Regions from separate parts of the Mus musculus genome. Here regions 1 and 2 are each linked to region 3. A link is a loop called in an ENCODE intact Hi-C map of the cell type or tissue named here. Cell type or tissue: heart. All regions are shown on one strand.

What was found. Peaks named below come from ENCODE experiments on the same cell type or tissue, not always from the same donor. Only the 100,000 strongest peaks of a DNase experiment are listed, where the experiment ranks them.
Region 1: a loop joins it to region 3, with 1.9 times the contacts of the local background. A loop is called at or near these places in 5 of 42 quality-filtered maps.
Region 2: it touches region 3 in a loop (1.9-fold over the local background); 2 of 42 quality-filtered maps call a loop at or near these places.

What each region holds. Positions count from the first base shown.
Region 1 is chr6:91,582,335-91,590,334 of GRCm38, forward strand. No RefSeq gene overlaps it. Among named protein-coding and RNA genes, the nearest start is that of Lsm3, 70 kb to the left of the region's middle. In heart, a CTCF peak has its summit at 868 (motif pointing right); DNase peaks (open chromatin) are centred at 177 and 3,377; H3K27ac peaks cover 738 bases; H3K27me3 peaks cover 2,320 bases.
Region 2 is chr6:91,602,529-91,610,528 of GRCm38, forward strand. No RefSeq gene overlaps it. Among named protein-coding and RNA genes, the nearest start is that of Gm40387, 54 kb to the right of the region's middle. In heart, no CTCF peak of the experiment used is centred here; a DNase peak (open chromatin) is centred at 4,293; H3K27me3 peaks cover 1,129 bases.
Region 3 is chr6:91,655,378-91,663,377 of GRCm38, forward strand. Gm40387 (a long non-coding RNA gene) reads left to right here and starts at 5,360. Exons shown (of 3, transcript XR_869270.2): 1 at 5,360-5,612. In heart, no CTCF peak of the experiment used is centred here; DNase peaks (open chromatin) are centred at 885 and 4,914; H3K27ac peaks cover 3,156 bases; H3K27me3 peaks cover 319 bases.

The sequences.
Region 1 (8,000 bases), 73 kb before region 3:
AAAAAACCTGAACAAAGCAACTCCAAACTATTGCTTCTTTTTTTTTTTTTTTTTTAATTTTGAAATAGTTTAAGACCCACAAGAAGTTGCAAAAATAGTCCCAAGCTCTCCCAGGCACCTTTCACCCCACTTCTCCTAGGAACAACATCTTACGTAACCATGGCACACTGTCAGAGCTGAGAAACTGACGGGTGCAGCGTGACTGACTGGGAGGCAGACCTTATTTGGACTCCGCCAATTTTCACATGTGTGGGGTTGTTTCAATGGCTTGTGTTTTCTTCTGTGGTCCTTTATAACATTTTTTCTCACACAGGGAGAGTTTGTGGATTGGGATAGAGAACATGCCAGTCACTGCAGAGAAAGTCCTTTATTTTAACACTTTAGGATCTCGCCTTCAGAGCTGGAGAGATGGCTCAGCAGTCCAGAGTGCTCACTGCTCTACCAGAGAATCCAAGGTCAGTTCCCAGAATTCACATGGAGGTTCATATCTGTCACTCCTGCTTCAGGAGATCCAATACCCTCTTCTGGTCTCTGAGGGCACTACACTCACACATGCACATAGCCCCACATATAACACACACACACACACACACACACACACACACCTCTAATTTAAAATAAAACAAAGCTTTAGAGTCCTCCCTTCCCCTCCCCATCCCTAGCCCCTAGCAGGCCCTGATCTCTTCATTTATGTCCTTTGTATATAGTCATTCATGTATATAATGTTCTTCGTATATAATCCCCCATGGCTTTAGTTATGTACATTGACAGTGCTGTATAAAGACAATGATGTCATATGTCTAAACTTTTTTTTTAAAGATTTATTTATTATTATACATAAGTACACTGTAGCTGTCTTCAGATGTGCCAGAAGAGGGCATCAGATCTCATTATGGGTGATTTTATGGGTAGTTGTAAGCCACCATGTGGTTGCTGGGATTTGAACTCAGGACCTTTGGAAGAGCAATCAGTGCTCCTACCCGATGAACCATCTCGCCAGCCCAGGTCTAACCTTTTAAGATTAGAATTTTTTTTCCTCAGTGTAATACTCTTGAAGTCAATTCAAGCTATTTTTTTTTTTATCAATGGTTTCCTCCTTTTTATTGCTGGGTAATACTCTCTATTATGGAGGTAACCTGAGTTTGTTTAGTCATTCACCTGTTGAAGGACTTTGGGACTGTTTCCAGTTTGGAACCTTTACAAATAAAGCAAGTACCCATTGCTAGGTGTTCCCACTTGTCTGCTTTCATTTTTTCGAGACCAAATATCCAAAAGTCTAACAGCCAGGTCATGTGCTAAGCACACGTTTAATAATTCGATAAGTGTGTGTTCAGTCTGTTTCCCGAAGGAAAATTCCAGTTGCTCTATGTTCGTGTTGGCTTTTGCTGTCAGTAGCTCTAACACTGAGACAAAGCACCTGGGACAACCCACTTCAACAGAAGAAAGGTGTCTTACATTTCTCAGCTTTCGGAGTTCAGGGCATGGATGATTGGCCCCATTACTTTGGGGACTGTGGGAGTGGACAGTGGAGAAAGCTAGGAAGGGACATGGGAGAGAATCAGAAGAGGAGGGCCTGGGGTCCCTATTTTCCCTTCAAGTACATACCACCCCTTAATAGCCTACACTCTTTCTGAAGGCTCCACATTCCCTTGTAGAGCTGGGTACCACAGACAAAGCATTCAATGTGTGGGCTCTGGGAACAGCTGAGGCCAAAGCCACAGCCATAGCATTGACTTAAGTCAGCCATTTCATTAGGACTACCATGTTTGTTGGTTTTGGTGTTTTGAGACAGGTTTAAACATAGCCCATGCCAGTCCCCAACTTCTATGTAGTTGAGGTTGCTCTTGAACCTCTGATCCTCCTACCTCTACCTCCCAGGTTTGGATATTACAGACATGTCCCACCATGCCTGGCTGTTTTGTTACTTGGAAACAGAATCTTGATACATAACTTAGGGTGACCTCAAACTCCTGATCCTCCTGCCTCAGCTTCTCAAGTACTGGACTGACAAATGAATGCTAGCTCTGACCTCACAGCACTGGTATACAGTTCCCTCTGACTAGGGAAGCTAGGCATGTTTTCCTGTGCTTTTTTTTTTTTTTTTTTTTTTTTTTTTTGCCTGTCTCTCTGCACAAAACTCTGGACTAACCTGTAAGGAGAACACTTGGTTCTTTCTACCAGTGTTACCAAATTTGAAAGAACCCTAGCTACAATCCCTTGGCTTTGAACCAAACATAAACCTTTCTCCCTGACAGCTTTCTGTCTGCCTAAAACAGGGATTCTGTGGGGAAAGTGCTTCCTTTTGATGACATCAGTTTCATCCATCAGTTCCTTGCTTTTTCCAGTAATGCATCCTATTAGCAGGTAGACAGCTTCCTGGCCATTGTACAGACAGACAATGCACTTGGCCAGTTCCCTGTCTAGGGTCTCACTATCCAAACTGGTGCCTCTCTGACACAGCTCTGAGTGTCCATCCTTCTCGTGCTGGGAGAAGCCCCTAGAAACAGGGCTGCAGGTCAGAGGTCAGCATGTGTGCCTCCCACCTTGCCCCTTCAACGTCTGTAATGCCTCTCAACAACACATAGCTTTATCAGATTTGTTTAGTCTTGGCCAATTTTAGGAGTGAACAATGGTTTCTCCTTATGGTATTGGCTTTGATTTCTAGAAGGGCTTGCTGCTTAAGGTATTGGCTACTGTCCCATTTGTGTGTCTCCTGGCTGGGGCTTCTATAGGAACCCACGGAATGAAGGTCTGGGCTATGGCAATGCAAGGGCTCCCTCTTGGATCAGTCCTTACCACTGATGGCTTTACCACGAGGCTGAAACTGGGGTTCACACCGTATATCTCACCTGCAGCCATGAGACTCTCCCCATGCTGGCTCAGTGTCCCCATCAACAAAAGAACAGTACCAACTCTTAGGGATGCACAGAATGAAGCCTGGGACTCTCCATTGGCAGAATACTTTTCTAGACTGCAAGGCCCTGAGTTCAATGTCTCATGCACTGGCATGGTGATGCTTGCTTGTAATCCCAGCACATGGGAAATATAGGCAGGGGAATCAAGGCCAATCGCAGCCCCATAGGGAGATAGAGGCCAGCCTAATATATGAGACCTTCTCTTATGAATGAATGAATGAATGAATGAATGAATGAAGCACATATGAGTGCTGTCCAAGGCCCAGCTTTTTATTCCCCCCATCCTTAGGAGGTCTCACAGCATTCCTCTCCATGGCCCCAGCTCCCACTGGACTCTCGCCTGGCTAGACTTCCTCTTGACCTTCAAGAGTCTGTCGCAACTCCAAGATGTTCAGATATTCACCAGAGAGCTTCACATTGTCATGGGATCTCTGGCTGCCATGTCTGCTGCCCCAGTGTTCTGACCCTGAGGGCAAGCCCACCAACCACTTCCTGCCTGGGTGTCTGCTTCCATGTCACAAGCAGGGCCTGTCTGAGGGAAGCCAAGGATGGGTGGAGACAGGATATGGTACAGTCAGAAACCGACAGCCATGGGCTGCATATGTACTTGAAGTCCTGGAGAATTCCTGGCAGGTGGTAGCCTAGGCTTTGGCATCACTAGGTGACATCTCAATGAGACAGAAGGGGTTTTCCTGCAGTTCCTGAACCTGCCTAGAGATGGGACCCAGCACAGAGGAGGACACCCACCTCAGCTACTGCCTGGAGACAGTATGGACTACACAGTAGCTCAGCCACCTTGTTTTCAAGGCAATGTCACTAGATGTCATCAGCAAGATGAGACTCCTGTCAGAAGATCACAAAGGAAGAGCCTTAAAACAAAGCACCAAGCTTCCAGCCCAGGGGCTATCTGTCCAGCCACTGATCTGCAGGCTTAGCTCCTAGCCTGACTCTCTCCCTGCACAGGTACCTGCAGCCGTGGGAGGAGGCTCCTTCTCTGCTTTTCAGACTGTGTTTGGCTCCTGTGTGTATTTCCTGGTAACTGATGTACATGCCTCTTCTCCTGTTACTCGGTCTGTTGTTTGTTTTAACAGGCTTAAAGACTGAAAACTCAAGTTCCCTTCCCCCATAGCTGCTGACACCCTGCCAGACAGTGCCCATCTCCTGTCCTGTTTCTCGGGCTCCTCTCCCCTCAATCTCTCTCTTTTCCCTGTGAGTGTTGTCTCTCCTACATCACTCATTCCTTTCGCTTGGAAAGTAGGAGGTTGTAGAAATGCTTTTCCAGTTCTTCACCCCATTCGTGTTCCCAGGTACAGCTCTAAGAGATGGCTCTGCAGGAGAGTCCAGTTGGTCCCTTAAGGATTCGCATGAACTGCCCAGTTCTTTAGGCTGAATCAGGGTCAGCCCTCACAACTTCCTGGTGAAGTTTATTTAGTTGGGACTTGATTTGCTTTTTAGCTGTTCATCATGAATGAGGTTGTCTAGGTGATAGATATGTAGAACCTTTTTTTTAAAAGCAATATTTACTGAGTACCTATTGTGAATTAGTTGTAATTCTGGGCCTTTAAAGAACAATGGTGGAGACGACAGAAATGTTTGATTTTCAAATGTACCCTCTTCTAAGATCTCTACCTCCTGGCAAAAGGTGCAGTGCTCTCTGAAACCTTGAAGTATCTGCCCTAGTCATCCTGGGTCATGCTCAGCCTTTTTAGATTTGTCACAGCTGTCAGGCTGTGGTGACACACACCTTTAGTCCCAGCACTCCACAGGTAGTGGCAGGCAAATCTCTGTGAGTTTGAGGCCAACCACATAGCGAGTTCTAGGTCAGCTAGGGCTACACAGTGAAACCTTGTCTGAAGCAAAGCAAAACAAAACAAAACAAAACAAAACAAAACACCCAAAAAAAACCCCAAACAATGAAGAAGAAAAAGAAAAAGAGGAGGAGGAAGAGGAAGAAGAGGAGAAGAAAGAAAGAAAGAAAGAAAGAAAGAAAGAAAGAAAGAAAGAAAGAAAGAGAGGGAGGGAGGGAGGGAGGGAGGGAGAAAGAAAGGAAGGAAGGAAGGGAGAAAGAAAGAAAGGAAGGAAGGGAGAAAGAAAGAAAGGAAGGAAGGAAGGGAGAAAGAAAGAAAGAAAGAAAGAAAGAAAGAAAGAAAGAAAGAAAGAAAGAAAGAAAGAAAGGAAGGAAGAAAGCCCTACCCTGTCTCAAAAAAGAGAAATAAGGGGCTGAAGAGATGGGTCAGTTGTTAAGAGCATTGACTGCTCTTCCAGAGGTCCTGAGTTCAATTCCCAGCAACCATATGGTGGCTCACAACCATCTGCAATGGGATCTGATGCTCTCTTCTGGTGTGTCTGAAGACAGCTATGACATACTATGTGCAATTAATTAATTAATTAATTACTCTGTCACAGCTATCAGACCCTGTTTACAAGAGCCAGGAGCAATGGCTACCTGTGATCCTAGCACTGGGAATGGAAGAAGGAGTACTCAGAGCTATTCAGGGTAAACATAAGTTAGAGCAAGAGTTCAAGGCCAGCCTGAGCTGCGGGAGACAGCTTTAAAAATGGTTCCCACTGAGGTCTCAGAAGTCAAGACTTGAGCATGAGAGTCAGAGACATGCCTCAGCCCAGAACAAGAAAGCTTCTCTGGGGGAGATTGAGGATGGGAATCCCATGGATGCTTCCAGAATGAATGTTACAGAGAATAGCAAAGCCGGAAACTACAAAGCCATTCTGGAGGGAGTGAAAAGATAAAAGGAGCCAAGATCTCCAGGGACCCAGAGGGACGCTTATGCCGGACCTTGAGTCATAGGACTAAGATCTGCTCGTTGACCAGTACTCAATCAACAAGTATCTGTAAGTTCTTACCTTCTTAGATCCAGCGAGTGCCTTCACTGGCCTGCTTCTGCCTTTACCAGCCCTGTGTCAGGAACATGAGAGACCCAAGAAACAGACTTCCACAGTTCCTAGCCTAGCCTAAATGCCGGTAAGCTTGGGGTGGCTTGTTACATAGTATGACTGTAACAGAGCTATCGGATACAATTCTCTCTGGAAAGGCTGCTGGTAAGCTTCGGGGTGGCTTGTTACATAGTATGACTGTAACAGAGCTATCCGATACAATTCTCTCTGGAAAGGCTGATGTTCAGAGGTTATAGAAACCCCGTTAGCTGTCTATTCTGCTCCCCTCTCCCCTTCTTGCTGAACCGTGACTCGTGAAGTGTTAAGTATGTCATGACAGATGCAGAAGTACTGGGCCAGGGGGACAATAGACACCGCTGTGACAGAAGCTTCATAGTCCAGCAATGGCAAAAAGCCAGTCTCAGTTAACACTCCCAGCTCATGCTTGGATCTTGAACCTTCCATAAGGACCCCAGGAGACTCTTGAAGATCTAGAACATTCCTTTTTATCTCGTGCTAGATAAGCTCAGCTCCATCACTTACAGCTGTGAATCCTATCTAGGTCACACGGGACATTTATCATGCCCTGCCTGTGTTTCCTCGGTGACAGGTGAGGCTTCTCACAACAGCATCTAACTCCTGAGACTAAACAGAGTGGCCTGCGGAAGCAGGGTCTAGGATCAGTATACAGCAGGCACTCAATCCATGCTAGCCATCTCTACTGCATATCTCAGTCCTGGTTCTGAGATCTGAACCCTCATCTGCCACCCAGATGACCTCTGTGGGTGGGACCAAAGGTGCTTGTGACATCTGCTAGGCACACTTAGCCAAAAGACACTTTTTGACTTAGTGTCCTTAATTAGAAAGAAAGAAAAAAAGAAAAGGAGGAAGGGAAAACTTTTTAAATTGCTGGCATTTACAGAGTGTTAGTGTTAAGAGCCAGGCCCTCACACATATGATATCATTCCCTCAAAGGGCCCGTCCATTCTTGCCCCTGTTTACAGAAACTACAGCAAAAATAGGCAAGAAGGTACAGCAGGCCCTGTCTGCATTCCGTTCCTACCCGGCAGCCTTCACTCCTTTTTTGAAAAAAGACATTCCAAATTTTCTTTGGGGGAGCACTGACGCTCTTTGATGAGTCTAGGGTCAAAGCTGTCAATCAAGTTACCCTGCTTTCTTCTGGCTCACATGACCCAGGCCTGGGTGATCCTGGGACTTTGCCTCTTGAGTCACAGGTTGGGAAAGCCTGCTTCACCATGGCAACATTGTCTGTGGGTCCTTGAGCGTCTACACCCTAAGCACATGAGATTTCCACTCCAAGAACTACCTGTCCCCCTTCCAATGAGGCCCCAGCTATCAAGCTGAAGTCAGGCAGCCACTCTGGGACCTAGCCCACAATACCACAAGGTATTGGAATACCACAAGGCCATGTGGGGTTGGAGGCTACTAACACACACACAGGCTTGAATGCTGGAGGGAAGGGTCTTGTCTGGCAAGAGCATTGCAGGCGTTAGTGGGAAACATGCCCACTGTGACACTAGAAAGCCAAGTGCTCTGTGGAATCCCTCAGAAGTGGCTTCTCATCTACCCTCGACCTTCCAGACTAAGTTACAGTTCCACAGAACAGTTCCCAGCAACCCAACAGGCCCTTAAACCCCTGCCTACGATGCTCGTCTGATGGCAAGCAGTTCTGAATCATCATGAGCCTCCATGGGACCCTCTCCAAGGCTGGGGCTAAGGAGCCCCACCATGTCAGCAATCGGCCAGCCATCTTCCCTAGCTTCACACATTTGAGACCCATACTCCACGCATGGCATACTTGTGTTAAATTGTGTGTGTGGGGGGGGGGGGTTGGGGGGGTGCTTTAACTCTGTTAGTTCAGATGACCTGACTGATATCACCAGGGGGAAGGGCACAGAAATTGCTCTGCAGAAATAAAACATGATTGTGCATTAGAAACCAACATACTTTACAGACGTTCTATTAAAGCATCAAAGTGACGTCTCAGGGTTTGTCACAGCAGGATACCTGGCACTGCCCTGTGCTCCCCACCCCCAGCCAGTCCCCCCAGCCTGGTAAGTGGCCAGAAGAAAAAGTCCAAGGGAGGCAGACTAGAAACAGTTTCCCTAGGAGGTGATACAGTCTAAGGCCATGGTGTGTACAACACACTTGGTGATTAGGGAAACAGTGGTC
Region 2 (8,000 bases), 53 kb before region 3:
GTATAGCTAGGTATAGACATGGCAGGATGGAGCTTGGAGGTTGGGTTGACTTAAATGAGCTAGTTGAGAGTGCCCAGCTAAGACCTAAGCTTTGAAAGGTCTCAGTGTCTTATTTTTGGCTAGTGGGTCACCAGGGTCCTACAATATTTTCTTAATATGGGAGAAGGATGGTCCCCAGTGGCTACCCATGTCACTTCCCTCCTACTCTGTTAGGCTACTTCCTGTGTTTGATTTGAGTAAGAATGACACCCCCACCCCACCCCCCAGCTTGGGACTTTGGACTAGAAAGGCAGTCAAACACATTAAGTGGGACTTAACAAGCCATTCTAGTAGGAGCTTGGAAGACATCAGTGCTGAGAGCAATATGGACTATGGGGCTGAGTTCAAGAGGTTTCAGAGGGAACAGTATTAGCAATTGAGCTCATGTTCTTGTGCTATCTCGGCAAAGAATGTGGCTATTTTCTGCCCTTGTCCTGAGAATTTGTTGGAGGCTACAATGAAAAGTAATGGGCTAATTTCTTCATCTGAAATTTCAAGATAGCCTAACATTGATTCTGCAGCATGGTTATTAGTAATCAGTGTTAGGCAGGTCCACAATGAAAAAGAGCAAGTGGGACAAAGAGAGAAACAAAATGCACAGTTTAGAGAGAAAAAGAAGAACAGAACATGTAATACTGGAGCCAAAGCTTGTGCTTAAAGAGATAAAGAAAGGTCTACTCTGCCCTGGGATCATGGTGGGCGAGGGCGGTGGGCTCAGGTCACCCTCTACCCTTCTAAGCTTCCGACTTGTGAAAAGCAAAAGGTCTAAGGAATTTTCTGTTAAGAGATCCTGAGTTCAATTCCCAGCAACCACATGGTGGCTCACAAACATCCATAATGGGATCCAGTGCCCTCTTCTGCTGTGTCTGAAGACAGCTACAGTGTACTCATATAAATAAAATCAATAAATCTTTTTTTTTAAGCAACAACAAATGAAAGCAGCTGCAAGTGTGATTGAAGGGGGCTCAAATCCAACCCAAGCAGGCAGCTGAACCATCCACGCGGTCCTGGCTTCAGTCATGCAGGCTGAACAAGTGAAGGGGTGTGGACCCTCCCTCTGAGATTCAGGACAGCCATGGAGGCCAGGCCTGTGGCAGGGGAGACCCTGCATGGAAGCCCTGAAAAGCCATTGCATGAAGCTGTGGACGTGAACCTAGGATTACAATGGAGACCCCAGGATGCTAAAGATCCCAGAGCCAAGGGACGTCTACCAGGGAGGGCTGCAGAGTGTGTGGAACGGAGCCAGATCAACAGAGGAATGTATGTTGCAGTCAGAAAGCTGGAAGGCCAGAACCGTCAAGACATTTTGTCATCAGACACGGAGCTGCAGGGTTTGGCGTTTGCCCTGCTGGCTTTCAATCTTGCTTTGGTCCAGTGTCTCCTTACTCTATACCCTACCCACCCATTCCTCATGAGAAACGGTAATGTATACTCTTTTCTTTTTCATTTTATAGGGGATTACAGTGAAGACATTGCCTTGAGTCTCAGAAGGACTGTGGACTTCTAAACAGTGTTGAGATTGAAAGACTATGGAGACTTTCGAAGTTGGACTAAATGTATTTCGCCAGACCAGGAAGCTGAATGTGTTGGTTTGAATGAGAGTACTCCCTCAGTCCCTTCTCATAGTTTTGAATACTTGGTCCCCAGTTGCTAGGACTGTTGGGGAGGGGTTAGGAGATGTGGTCCTGTTGGAGGAAGTGTGACACTAGAGACAGGCTTGAGGTTTCAAAAGACTCATACTATTCCCAGCATGCTCTCTGCCTCCTGCTTGCAGATCAAGACGTGAGCTCTTGGTTGCTGCTCCAGCCACCTGCCCCTCTGGAATCATAAGCCCAATTAAACTTTCTTTTATAAGTTTCATTGATCATGGTGTGTTAGCAATAGAAGAATAACTAAGACGCTCCTTCAAGCAACACACTTTCCCAAATACCCACCGCACAACTGCTGCTACTCAGGGTACCACAAAGCCAGGTAATTCTGTGCAGGTCACAGAAACAGATTCTTAGGGGACATGCAAATCCGAAGAAAAGGCAGGAGTAAGGGAAGGAGGGACCATCAGAGAGAGCAGCACAGAGCAGTGATGACAAGATGACAAGACCGCAGGAGAAGGTAATCTAGGCCAGAGGAATAGCTTATACAAAGGTCCTGAGGCAGGACTAAGCAGCAACACTGAAGAATGGCCAATAAGAGTATGGTTGGAACACCGTGAGCAAGGAGTTCAGGGAGTGTGGGAGCAAAAGCAAAGACACCCCCATTTCCTCCCTTCCCCTCAGCACCCCCACCTGCCCTGTATCCTCTTCTTTCTCATTTCCAGCTCCTACCCTGAGGAAGACAAGACAAATATTCCCCTGGCTGGAGGCTAGACCCCTTCACAGTGGACGCTGTCCTGACCTCTCCTGCTCCTGAAAGCACTGTCCCACGCTGTTCCCTGCTCTCCCCTACCCGGCTGTCTGCTCCAGTCTGCTCTTTCAGATCCAGATGAGACCCTGTCTCTCCCAGAAACCTGCTCTGGTGGCCCAGGGTACCTCAGCAGCTGCACCTCCCCCACCTCCAAGATCGTACGCTCCAGGAGTCACAGAAGTAGCCAGCTCCTCTCTGTGCCCCTGTCTAATCGTGGTCCAAGAATGGAGCTGTGTGAGGAGAATTCTGAGGGTTTATGAGAAAACTCCAAGAAAACAAAAAGAGTTTTGTGTCCGCCGTTTCTTCAAAACACAGAATTGTTCTTGGAATGTGTGTTTCTCTGTCCTTCCCAGGTAGGAGCAAGCTTAGTTGAGGTCATTCTTTATAATTGGCCACTATTATTTGTTCATATGCCTCTATGGAAAATGTGGTTTTGCTACATGAGGCTTGTCCTTGTGATTACACACCTTATTCATATGATTTTTCTTAATCCTCGGAGTAAAAAAAAAAATCTGATATTCCGAATAAAGTTGTCTATTATTGCATGAGACTTCAGTCCTCATTAATCGGCTCCATTCTCCCAGGTGACACAGCCTCTATAGCAGTAAGCATGTCCCCAGCCCAGAGCTCAGAGTTTGGCCGGATATGTAGGTAACACTTCTGTGGCTTCAGGCTAAGACTTCCAGCACCCTATCTCCTCCACCTGCCCTCCACTGTACGAATGACTTGGTTTCAGCCACTCGGGCCTGTTTGCTGACCACTAAGGAGATCTGGTCCTTCCTGTCACCCCAGCTATCCAGTGCCACCTCCTCCCCCATCTTCTTTAAAATTAAAAATGATGATGTGTGTGAGAGAGAGAGAAAGGGAGGAAAGAAAAGGAGGGAGGGGGTCCTGGCGTGACACACATATGGAATGAAAGACAACTATATGGCATCAGTTCTTTCCGTCTTTACATAGGTCTGAGGGATCAGACAGGAAGTTTCCAGACTCTCGGCAAGCACCTTTACCTATTGCACCATCTTGTCGTCCCTCCCCCATGCCTGATCCATGTTCTTAACCCAAATTCCATCAAAACAGAAGGAGTCATGCCAGACTTAGGATCAGTTGGCTAATTCACTGAATGACTTCAGGCAAGTTCTTCCATCTCAGTTTCAGAGTGTGTCCTTTGGCCTCCAAAGCCACAGTCTGAGGATGGAGAGGGGCCAGATATGTGATAGTACACAGCTGAACTTTGGGGTCTCCAAGGGCACTGTGGTCACCTCAGGATCCCTCTCGGTATCTGAAACTCAGCCGCTTCCCAGTAAGCAGGTGAAAGGGAAGCAAGATGGCACATGCCAGTGGCAGGTCTGACAGCCACTCACTATGACAGGCATGCTAATAGAGGCTGTTGAATGAGGAAGAGTATATCATCATTACCTCTGCAAAGACTCAGATGAGACATCACAGAGGGGATGGGACCCACCTAAGGCCATACAACCAATAAAAGGCAGTCGGCCCTTGCACCTGCGTCTACACATCCCAGTCCTGTGAGCCTGAGTTCAGCCCTCACTGTAACACCGAAAGTTGAGCAAGGCATCCAGGGAAGGCATCCAGTGGTCAGTCAGTCAAGCAAACTGAAGCAACCAGTGAGCAAGAGAGGCAGGATGTAGAGCCGAGCCCAGGGACTCCCACCCGAGTTCTTTATTGGGCTGCAGGTTCACAGATGGCTGGGGAGTGCAGAGCTTTTATCTTCCCCCTGCTTCTCCCTTAGCCTGGCTTCTGTGTCCAAGGGCTTTGGAAGCCAGTTTAGAAGAGTAGCTATGCTGAGAACAGGACACAGAGTGCCCATGGAAATTCCAGGCGCCAAATCAAAGGTGGGAGCTGAGGCTTGGCAGCACCTCCGTGCCCTGAGTGCCCGTGTGGTGGTGTTGCTTAGAGACCCGACCAGGCAGGAGCCAACTGCTCCTCTGTGATGGCCACACATTGACTGTGGGGCTCAGTGTAACTCTGGGCACTGTCTGTAGATGGAAAACAGCCTGAGTCCCAGGATGGAAAAACAACCCCTGTTTTGGTGTCCTGATTCGTCTTTGCTGTCTTCGGCCTTGAGAAGGGGGAAGGGAGCTTAGGAACATGGGTTTGGCTCCTTCTTAGCCAAAGGGCACAGCACCTCGCTGTTCACAGCCAAGGCTGAGGTCACTGTCTTCCTCCTCCCTAGGAACACACACTAGTTGCTCAGATGCCTCAACGAACCTCCGGAATCAAAAACATTCTTAATGCTATACCAGGCCCATACAAGCCAAAATACTGGCTGAAAGGTCTACCACAGGGCTTTACATATTGTTCTGTTCTGAGTTACTGTAACAAGACACTTGAGATGGGCGTCTTAGGGTTTCTATCACTGATGAAACACCATGACCAAAGCAACCTGGGAAGAAAAGGGTTTATTTGGCTTACACTTCCACATCATTGAAGGTAGTCAGGGCAGGAACTCAAACAGGGCAGGAATCTGAAGGCAGGAGCTGATGCAGAAGCCCCAGAAGCATGCTGCTTACTGCCTTGCTCCCTCATGGCTTGCTCAGCCTGTCTTCTTACAGAACCCATGACCACCAGTCCAGGGATGGCACCACCCACAATGGGCTGAGACCTCCCACATTAAGTACTATTTAAGAAAATGCCCTACAGGCTTGCTTACAGCTAGATCTCTTTTGAACATTTTCCCCGATTGAAGTCCCTCCTCTCTGATGACTCTAGCTTGTGTAGAGTCGACATAAAAACCAGCCAGCACAGTGGGTGAGTCGTATAAAGAGACAGGTTCACTGAGTTCACAACTTTGGAGGCTGAAAGTCCAAGATCTGACAGTCCTACCCATGTACCCTTTGGAAGGGCCTGACGGGCAGATGTGTGAGAACTGCAAAACCACTCGTGGGAGGAAGTGGGAAGCCACAGGGTGGCTTGGGAAATGGACTTGTCCTTGTGAGGACCTGCTCTCCTGAATATTTCCCTGACTGTTTCTGAGCACAGCTTCCCCAGATACTGCCTTCCCAGAGGACCAATCTCACACATCATTACACTGAGAACCATAATGCCAGGGTATGAGACCTTGGGAGCCAAATGCAAACCGCAGAGCGCTGACAAGTCCCTTCCCACCGCTCAGTCACCGTGGCCTTGATTGCAGTATGAATCGGCCTTGAAATCCCGTGTGCAACCCAGGCCCCAGAATTCTGTGCAAGTTAAGTCACTGGAGCCTTCTAAGTCTGCGGAGATTTTTATTGATTTTATGAATAGAATTAGGATCATAGTCTGAATAAATCACACAGGGAAAAAAGGGGGGAAGAAGGAAAGAAGGAGGAGAAAGAGAAGAAGAAGGAAAAGGAGAAGGAGAAGTACAAGAAGGGAAAGAGGAAAAGAGGAGGGGATGAGAAAGAGGAAGAAGAGGATGGGATGAGGAAGAGGAGGAAAGACAGGGTAGGATGAAGAGGAGGAAGAGGATGAGATGAAGAAGAGGAGGGACAGGGTGAAATGAAGAAGAGGAGGAAGAGGCAGGGGCAGCTAAAATCAGTGTTAAATGGTCAAGGTAATTTAAAGTAAAGACTGGACAGCGGTCAGATATGTTAAGTATGTTCCCACCTGGCTTTGGGCTCATCCCCGGAGTTTTCAGGGGGAAGTAACTTCAAGACTTTTATGTGTGCAGCTGAAAGAAGGACTGGCTGGGCAAGGGGCACCCCTAGAGACTCAAGGTTTTGGAAAGGCCCCTTAGGTATTCACAAGGTAAGTCCAAGAGGTATGGAGACCCAAGCTTAAAATCCGGCATGGAGTCCAGATGGACATCTCACGGGAGACTCCAAGGCACATATGCAGACAGGGAAAGACCATTGAACTGCAGGGCACCCCCAACATGCCTGTGTTAGGAGCAGAGCAAATAGCAGAGACAGCTGAGAGGAGTCATGAGAGGGGCAGAGAAAGGGCCTCATGCCCATGGAGAGAGGTGCTGCTCAATAGACTGGAGCAGAGTGGGCAGCCCCCGTGCCAGCATGGCCCAAACCACATTCTCCTTCCAGCACACACACACACACACACACCTCAGCATCTCACTGTAAATGCCCACCCCCTCCTTTTGTTTATATATGTGTATATGCACTCATGTATATATGTATGTATGTATATATGTATGTATGTATGTATGTATGTATACATATGTATGTATGTGTTGCAATTATCTATCTGTGTGTATGTGTGTGGTTGCATGGGTATCACTGTGCCCAGGGGAAGGTCAGATGACAAGAACAGGAGTCATTTCTCTCCTTCCATGATATATGTCCCTGGAGGTCAAACTAAAGCCTTCAGTCTTGGTAGCAATTGCCCTCACCCACTGAGCCAAGTTGCAGCCACTCAATTTTTTATTGGTTTTTGCTTTGTTTTGTTTCTATTAAAAAGAAAGATAGAAAGGAAGGAAGGAAGGAAGGAAGGAAGGAAGGAAGAACGTATGAACGAAAAAGAAAAGAAAGAAAGAAAGAAAGAGAGAGAGAGAGAGAGAGGGAGGGAGGGAGGGAGGGAGGGAGGGAGAGAGAGAGAGAGAGAGAGAGAGAAAGAAAGAAAGAAAGAAAGAAAGAAAGAAAGAAAGAAAGATGAAAGAAAGAAAGATGAAAGAAAGAAAGAGAGAGAAAAGAAAAGAGGGAAAGGAAGGGAAAGAGAGAGAAAGAGAGAGAAAAGAAAAGGAAAGAAAAGAAAAGAAAGAAAAGAAGAGAAGAGAAAAGAAAAGAAGAGAAAAGAAATTGACAGCTTCTCAGAGGATTAAGTGACTAAAACCCCACCTTGGCCTGCATTCAAAGGTCCTCTTTCCAACATGTCCCTTTCCAAAAGCGACAAAGACAATCACAGAGACAGCACAGGGTTTGCTGGCACCAAGGTGGGAAAGGATCCAAAAACAATGAAAAAATATTTGTTGAAGGTTTTAACAACTGAAAGACACCCCCCCACACCAATTACCCCTACCTCCCTGCTGCCACCTTGGCTCCCAGACTCTAACCTGAGCTGGGCTCTGAAGCAAAGAAAGGCCTGTTGTGTCCAGGCTGTGGGCCCCTGGTGGGGGATTAATCTGCGGGGAACCTGGTCCTGCCCAGGCCTCCTGAGGCCTTTGTGCTTCTGGGCAGCCAGGCCTGGAGACTCTGCTCTTGTTTCTTCCTTGGGCCTCTGAGGCCTTGTGCCTGGACCTGCAGTGGCTCCCTGACCTCAGGACTTCAGAGCAAGGCAAGCAGCCCTCTGCTCCACAGTGCCGGTGCCACCCTCACAAGTTTAACACAAAAGGCAGAGCTCACTGGAATCTGTTAGGAACTACTGACTCTAAGCATTTCCTAGGCACCTAAGACCTTCCAAAGCCTGCACCCACGCTTCTTACTCCTCCGAGCCTCTATGATTGCTAATCCGTGGTATGTTCCTCCTCTCTCTTCTCCCCAGTCTCTGCATGTTCAAATTCTCTCCATCTCACAAGACCAAGACAATCATGGAGTTTCATTTTGTCATGCTTGCTGTGCAGGTATGCTCACTGCAGAGCACCCATCTCTATTTGACAGCAGATTCCACAG
Region 3 (8,000 bases):
TCTGACAGTGAGCAATAGCACTGAGCCCTAGGCTGGTCACAGGTCAAAGGAGCTATCCATGAGGAGTCCCCCTACTATCTGCTGCTGTTAGCTCAATAAACAGAAAGCAGGTCTCTGACCCTGAACAGACAAAGAGAACCCAGGGAAAATGTCAAAACCAAATCTGCCTTCACATTTGCTTCTAGGGCGCCCCCTGTTTGGAGAGCCTTTCCTTGGGTTCATCATGAATAACGCATTTTAAAAACAAACAAGCAAACTTGGCAGTAGTGACAAGAAGCTGAGGAGCCTGCCAGAGGGGCTCCGAAGCCAAGGGTCTGGCTTTGAGTCCTCACTCTGCCTCTTTGTAGCTGCGTGACCTTAGGCAGGCTTCATGCCTCTGTTTCTCCACCTGTGCAGTAGAAGGATAGCTCAGGACACTCCTCTAGTCTGAGAAATATACAAGGTCCCTCTTGGCTACATATGATGGGACAATCTATTTTTTTAAAAAGTCTGACCTATGGGCAACCCGGTGGCATGCAGACACCCAACCTGGGCGAGGCTGGCCTGGTCCACCCACTAGGCCTGCTGCTACCTGCCTGTCTCTCTGGCAACCCCCACCCTTACCCCCACCCCCAACACACATGCTCTGCCTTAATCCCCAGGTGTAAACAAGCTTAGGTTTCTAGGCTTTGTCCTCTCTCAGGCCGCCTCCCACACGCACATCCTGACCCCAGCATTGATGCCTAAAGCCCCCAGTGCCAGGCTCAGTACTGCCCATGACTGGCGCCTTGGTCTCCTCTTGAAATGGGCAATGACACCTCACTTGGTTGGGACATAGAACACAGCTGTCACTTGTCACCGCCTCAGCAGGAGGTGGAGACAGGCCTGGGACAGGGAGGGCTGTTCTGGAAACTCATTATCATCAGGGCTCTGTTATTCTCAATGTGTGACTCAAATACCTGACTTGCAGCCTGTCTTGCTCTGGAAGGTTCCACTGTGACCTTCTCCTGCTCACCCATTCCTAGCCCTGGGCCTCCTCTACTGGGACCCTAAGCCAGAGAATTCTGCTTCCTTGCCTCTCTGAACATCCCAGCGTGCTGGGCCCAGGGTAAGGGATAGCAGGACCAACAAGACAGCTCAGTGTGTAAAGGGGCTTGCTACCAAGTCTGATGACCTGAGTTTGATCTAGAACTGATCCCTAAAAACTGTTCTCTAGCTTCCACATGAGCCTCACAGTACACCCACACTTACATGAACATGAACCTACACAAATAAATGTAAAAAAAAAAGTGATTGTGTGTGCATGCGTGTGTAACAGTTGCTCCCTTGTGAGGTTATTGTAATGACTCCATAAGCCATGTGCCTGGTTCAATGTCAGACTCATATTATATACAGATTGTATGAGGCCAGAATCCTGACTCTATGGGATGGTTTCCAGCACCAAATTTGATCTTTGTGTATATGATAAAAATCCACTTTCACTCACTCACTCACTCACTCACTCACTCACTCACTCATTCATTCCTTGGTAGGCCCCTAGCTTGCCTCACAGCCAGCCCCCATGTTCTTACCTCCACAACAGTCAGGCCAAAACATGCCCAGCTCCTCTCTTCTGAAGCCTTTGAAGGCCCCTCCCAGCTATTCTCCTGCTGCCTCTGCTGGTGTCCCAGGGCCACCTCCTGACACAAGATTCCCAAAGGTACCTGGTGGTTTTCAGCTCAGCCACTACCCAGAGGACCCTGGAGCAGCCCCACTCACCTTTGCCTCCATCACACACACTCTCTGGGCCTCAGGCTGTCTCAGGACAGGACCAAACCTTTGAGTCATGCCTGCCACCACCTACTTAACCTGTGTGCTGCCCAATCTTCGCTGAGTTGTCCCCCTAGGGCCTCAGTTTCCCTACCTGGAAGTCTGAGTAGTGTCAGAGACTACAGTGTCAATACTGGTACACAATATTAGGCCATTCTCACCCAGGTCCCCAGACTCCTGTGTACCCAGTTAAGGTTCATTTTCTGCCCATCTGAGTGAGCACAGGGTAGGGCTGAGGTCTGACTGTGCCCAGTGCTGCATTAACACCCATCACTTAGCCCTCAGGCAAACTGAGGCATAGAGTGGCCACACCATAACAAGTGACTAGGATTCATACCATGGGACACACACACACACATACTCAAACACATATGCATATATACAACACATATATACACATACAGAACACACATATAACCATTGGAATAAGTCATTTTTTTTTTAAATTTATTTATTTATTATATGTAAGTACACTGTAGCTGTCTTCAGACACTCCAGAAGAGGGCGTCAGATCTCCTTACGGATGGTTGTGAGCCACCATGTGGTTGCTGGGATTTGAACTCCGGACCTTCGGAAGAGCAGTCGGGTGCTCTTACCCACTGAGCCATCTCACCAGCCCGGAATAAGTCATTTTATTGCCATTTTCCTTTTAACTTTACTATTAGTTTGTGTGTGACATCAGCACTCATGCCTTTGAGGTCGCATGTCAACTCCGAGGAGTTGGTGTGGTTTTTTGTTTGTTTGTTTGTTTGTTTTTGGTTTTTGGTTTTTTGAGACAGGGTTTCTCTGTATAGCCCTGGCTGTCCTGGAACTCACTTTGTAGACCAGGCTGGCCTTGAACTCAGGAATTTGCCTGCCTCTGCCCTCCGAGTGCTGGGATTAAAGATGTGTGCCACCACGCCCTGCAGGAGTTAGTTTTTTTTTCTCCTTCCACTTTATGGAATTCTAGGGAGCAAACTCCAGTCATCAGGTTTGCATGGCAAATACAGCTGAGGTATCTCGATGTCTTTTATTTTCTGAGACAATGTCTTACTACGTAGTTCAGCTGGCCTGGAACTCATGGCAATCCTCCTGCCTCAATATCTTGAGTGTCAGGATTACAAGCATATATGACCACTCTTGCTAGATAGACCCATTTCAGTGAGGGGCCTGAGATCCTAGGATCTGAACTGATGAGTGCAGACCCATATGGCTGGGAGGAGGTGGAACTGACTGGCCTCTGCCAGCTGCAGGACACCTGTTAAGGGACTGTCACATCAGGCAAGTTTCAGATGAGGTAGCCCACAGCCAGCTGGTTCTATTCCTCCATTCCTCTTCTCACCCTAGGGGTCTGCTATTCCCCAACTGGATGTGGTAAGCAGTGGGGGGAGGGGGGGGCGCTGCCTAACCAGGGCCACCACCTCAGCTGCTGCATCCAGCTGTCCCTGGTTAGAGGCTCCATGTCTCTCTTGATTTTATGCCCTGTCTGCCTAAAGTTTCATTGGTCTCTCTCTGCCTCTCCTCTCCTTTTCCCTCTCCCTCTTCCTCTGTCTCTCCTTCTCCCCCCCTCTCTCCTCTCTCCCTGTCTGGCGTCATTTCTGAGATAAACAATACCATTTCAGTGCCTCTTCAGCACCCAGACACTGGAGCATCAGATGTGACATGTACTTCCTGATAAGTGTCTTTGGACTGCAAGGGATGAAGCCACATAGCACTGGGGCCCAAAGACCCTCTTCCTTCTACTTCACACACACACACACACACACACACACACACACACACACACACACACACACACAGAGCCCCAATTGCTAGGTCCAAACATAGCAGCCATGCCCAGAGCTTGCAAGAGACACCGTCATCAAGGACCAAAGGACTCAAACTGAAGTATTAACTTCTGGAAAGGGCTCCTTGAGAACCCAGGAGGCTGATGTGCCTCAGTTTCTCTACTTGTCTCTTCTGCTTCTGTGGTCCGAGAAGCCTTGGATGGGGTGTGGTTGGAGCCTAGTCCCTCCCTGGCATGCATTCAGCCAGTCAGCCCTCAGTGCTTTTCTATACCTGCTAGTTTGAGGTCTGAGAACTCAGGTACCCTTTGGTCCTCTGTTAAAGGGAGGCTTGACAACCAGGTGCAATGTGCCTGGCATTCAACTCTTGGCTCTGCTTTTCTGAGCTATAAAAATGGGGGCAAGCCAGGCCTGGTGGTCCGTACCTAGAATCCTGGCTACTAGGGCTGTGAAACAGGAATACCCCAAATTCAAGATCTGCTTGAGCTACTGAGTGAGTTCAAGGTCAGTCTCAGCAATTAGAAAGAGTTTCAAATTTTTAATTTTAATTGAAAAAAAGAAGGGGACGGGCTGGGGTGGTGACTTCAGCCCCACTGTCACTCTCTAGCTACTTTCCTTTGCAGCCCACTGGCACTTACCAGAACTGACTCTCACACATACACTCAACCAACCCTGTCAGTGTCCCCTGCTGTCTGTGTCCCCTGTCACTGTCCCCTGCTGTCATGACACTTCCCATCCTGATCCTAAACTTTAACCTAGTCCCTCTGGGTAGTACTGCCTTCCTGACCATCCCCCAACCACCACCAAATCAGGGGCAGATTAGAATACTGGGCTAAGCTCAGGCCACATGCACAGTATCACACAGGGGCACCAGGAGCAATGAACAGATAGACTGTTCTGAGTCCTAAAGTAGGGGATGAGCCTAGGGCCACAGACCTTCCCTGTGCTACACCCAAGCTCCTGAATGCACCTATGATCTCTGTGTTCTGCCCTGATTTGCATGTTGGACATCGAACCCCAAATCACACTCTGTGCTGGAGCTACAGCCAAGCTCCTGCACACACCTGCCACCTCTCAGTCTAGGGTGGAGCTGCTGTTTGGCCTCAGCTATCTCCCCCTTGAGGGTGGTTCTGAATAGAAAAACCAGCAAAGGTTAGAAGAAGCCAACCCTTAGCATCCAGGGACACCCATATGTGGCTTTGCTTGGCCCTGCCACTATCCAAGCTAGGACACTTTCTGAGGGGGCCCTAGGTTGGCTCTGTCTGCAGACTCCTGTTTATGCTTAACCAGTGCCTGGTGCCGGAGTAGTGTGTGGGTAGGCAGCTCTCCCAGCAGCAGCTGCCCCTAGCAGGAAGGGCAGGGCCTGTGCCAGGCACAGAGGGTTATTGCCCTGAGGGGTGGGGAAGCTGTGGAAACTCTGAGAGAAACAACTGTTGCTCCCCAGAGATGGGGAGGGAAAGGGGTGGAGAAAGCTGGAGGAGGGGTTTCTTCCTGTGCTGGGTGACATGATATATTTTAGGGCATGAGCTGACAGCTGAATTGTGTAGCCTTGATAATGTGGGCAAAAGCTGCTAGCCTTGAGTCTAAGCTGCAAGGAGGTCTTCAGAGGCCTCTCACGGCTAGGGTTTGGGTTAAACCTTAACCTACATAATGGAAGGAAGATAGTCCCTCCTCCTGAAGCCAAATGTGGGATCAAGGCATACCTACAAAGACCATCCCACCAGCAGGGGGTGTTCTGGGGTGGGGTGGGGGAGGGGAGGAAGGGAGGGAGGGAGAGAGAGAGAGAGAGAGAGAGAGAGAGAGAGAGATTGATTTTCTAGCTGGCTTCCTGCCTATGGTGAGCCTGGCCCTGGATCTTTTAATTCGATTTAGTTAGTTAGTTTAGTTAGTTAGTCAGTTTCATGTAGCCCAGGCTAGCCTCAAGTTCACTATCAAGCTGAGTTTGATCTTGAAGTTCTCATCTTCCTGTCTTCGCCTCTCCAGTGCAAATGTCCCAGGCATGCATCAGCACGTTGGGTTTGCGTGGTGCTGAGGATGGACCCAGGGCTTGGTGCACGCTAGGTAAGAATTCTGCCACCCAAGCCGCATCTCCAGCCCCTCCATGAGTTTTAACTCTCAGATGTTCTGGGTAGGAATGATTAGTCCCACGTTACAAACTGAAGCTTAGAGTTCAGCAGCTCAGGCTGTTCCAATTCATTGTCCAGGGGAGAGCATGGCTTTTTTTTTTTTTTTTTTTTTTAAGAAAAAAGGGTTGTGTGTGCGTGGAGGCGGCCATCTTTTAGTAAGACAGGGCCTCATACTGTACTTCAGGCTGGCTTAGAACTCACTATATAGGCCAGGCTGGCCCACTCATGGCAATCTTCTTGCCCTAGGTGCTGGGATTATAGGCCACCATGCCCAGCTGAAGAAGTGTTCTACATGCCCACTGTGGTCTATATGCTGTGTCCTCATCTGGGATTATCTGGGATTGAGGATGGTTGCTTTTTTTTTTTTTTTAAGATTTACTTTTCTTATTTATGTGTCTGTGGGGGTATATATATATATATATATATATATTCGAGTGTGCATGTGCGTGAGTGTACAGAGGAGGGCTGGGGGAGGGGTCAGATCCCCTGGAGCTGGAGCCACCGACAATTGTGTGTCCCTCAGTACGGGTGCTGGGATCCGAACTCTGGTGTTCTACAACAGTGACAGGTACTCTTAACTGGTGAGCCATGTCTCTAGAACTGAGGGTGTTCTCTGATCTTGAACAATCTCCTGGTCAAGTCAGGTCCCATTCCTGACCATCCCCTAGGGATGAGATGGCTCCCAGGGTCTCTCCTTGTTTATTTTTCATATCATTTAATATAAAGGATGGTGGGATCCATATCACTGGGGACCCGCTTGTGATTTTCTGTTCCTTAGAAGCTGGCTGACTCCCCTCAGGCTTTTAACCTCTCTGAGTCCCATTTTTCTCATCTGTAACAGGAAAACAAAAATCACACCACCTGCGTATAAACTCTATAGAGTAACAAAAATGAGTGAACCGGACCAACACAGATGAATCTTGGGGATGTGCAAAAAGACAGGTTGCAAACGATCATCCATCATGCCCTTCTTCTAGTAAACATGAAGGTTGTAACTCAGTGGTACCACCATGGTTAGCACACGGGTGGCCCTGACCAGTATGAAGTCACACCCAGCAACTGGGAAGCTGAGGCAAGGGGACTGTTATTAGTAAATCTCGTCTGGGCTATATAGCAAGTACGAGGCTAGCCAAGGGCTTATAGCAAGTTCTTATCTCAAACAAAACACTCAGCACAAGAAAACAAAGGAAAAATACTCAAAATACATAAACATGAAAAATACTGACATTTGTCTATATTCTTTGTAGGTAGATATGTATATAAAAATAAATTTAAAAATGAATAGGGTTAGAGTTGAGACACGCCAAACACAGGAGTGGCTCCCTTCGGTGAGGTCATGGAGGGGAAGCTGTCTACAGTCAAGGTCTGCCATGATTTGACCTTCAGTCTCGGTCAGTCCATCCCTACTTGTCCAGCTGCGCTGGCCAATTATGATGGCTGGGGCCAGCACGGTGACCATGAAAAAGTCAACCACAGCTGATCCCAGCAGAGGGCTTTGTGTAGTTGTTTTGTTTGGATTCAGGGTCTCATGTAACCCAGCTGGCCATGACCTAGCTATGTGTCAGAAGATGAGCATGAAATTCTTGCTCCTCCTGCCTCTATCTTCTGAGTGCTGAATTACACGTGTGGGCCACCATACACAGTTCAAGAGGCTGAACACATGGGATCCATGCCTCTGAGCCAATCACTCAGCAGCTGGGTCACATCTCCAGACCTTCAAATAGAGTTCTGTGGGGAAGGGGCGATTGGTCCTTTGTGCCTGGGGAGAGTCATAGGAAGACATCAAGTGTCCTGCCAAAACACTCTCCACCTTATTCCCTTGAGACAAGTCTCACTGAACCTGGAGCTCATCTATTTTTGTGCATTTATTTTTCTGGGTTTTTTTTTCTTGTTTTTTGTTTGTTTGTTTGGTTGGTTTTGGTTTGTCACTGGTTGTGTATCTTGTCTCCCATCCCCACTAGGTTGGTGGCCAGAAAGTGCCAGCAATCCTCTGGCACCACCACCACCCCCATTCCCCACCCTCCCACCCCAGTGCAGGTTACGAGCTTTCTGCACCGGTGCTGAGGATTCAAATTCAACGCCTCATGCATGCACAGCAGTGCTCTACAGCTGTATCCCTGAGGCCCTGTCGTTTTGAAGGAACACTGATATGCCTGCCTCTGGGGTTGCACATATATCTGGGCAACCGCCTTCATGTTGCTATTTTGTTTCCTTGTTTTTAAAAGAATTATATATATATACTGTAGCTGTCTTCAGACACACCAGAAGAGGGTATTATAGATGGTTGTGAGCCACCATGTGGTTGCTGGGAATTGAACTCAGG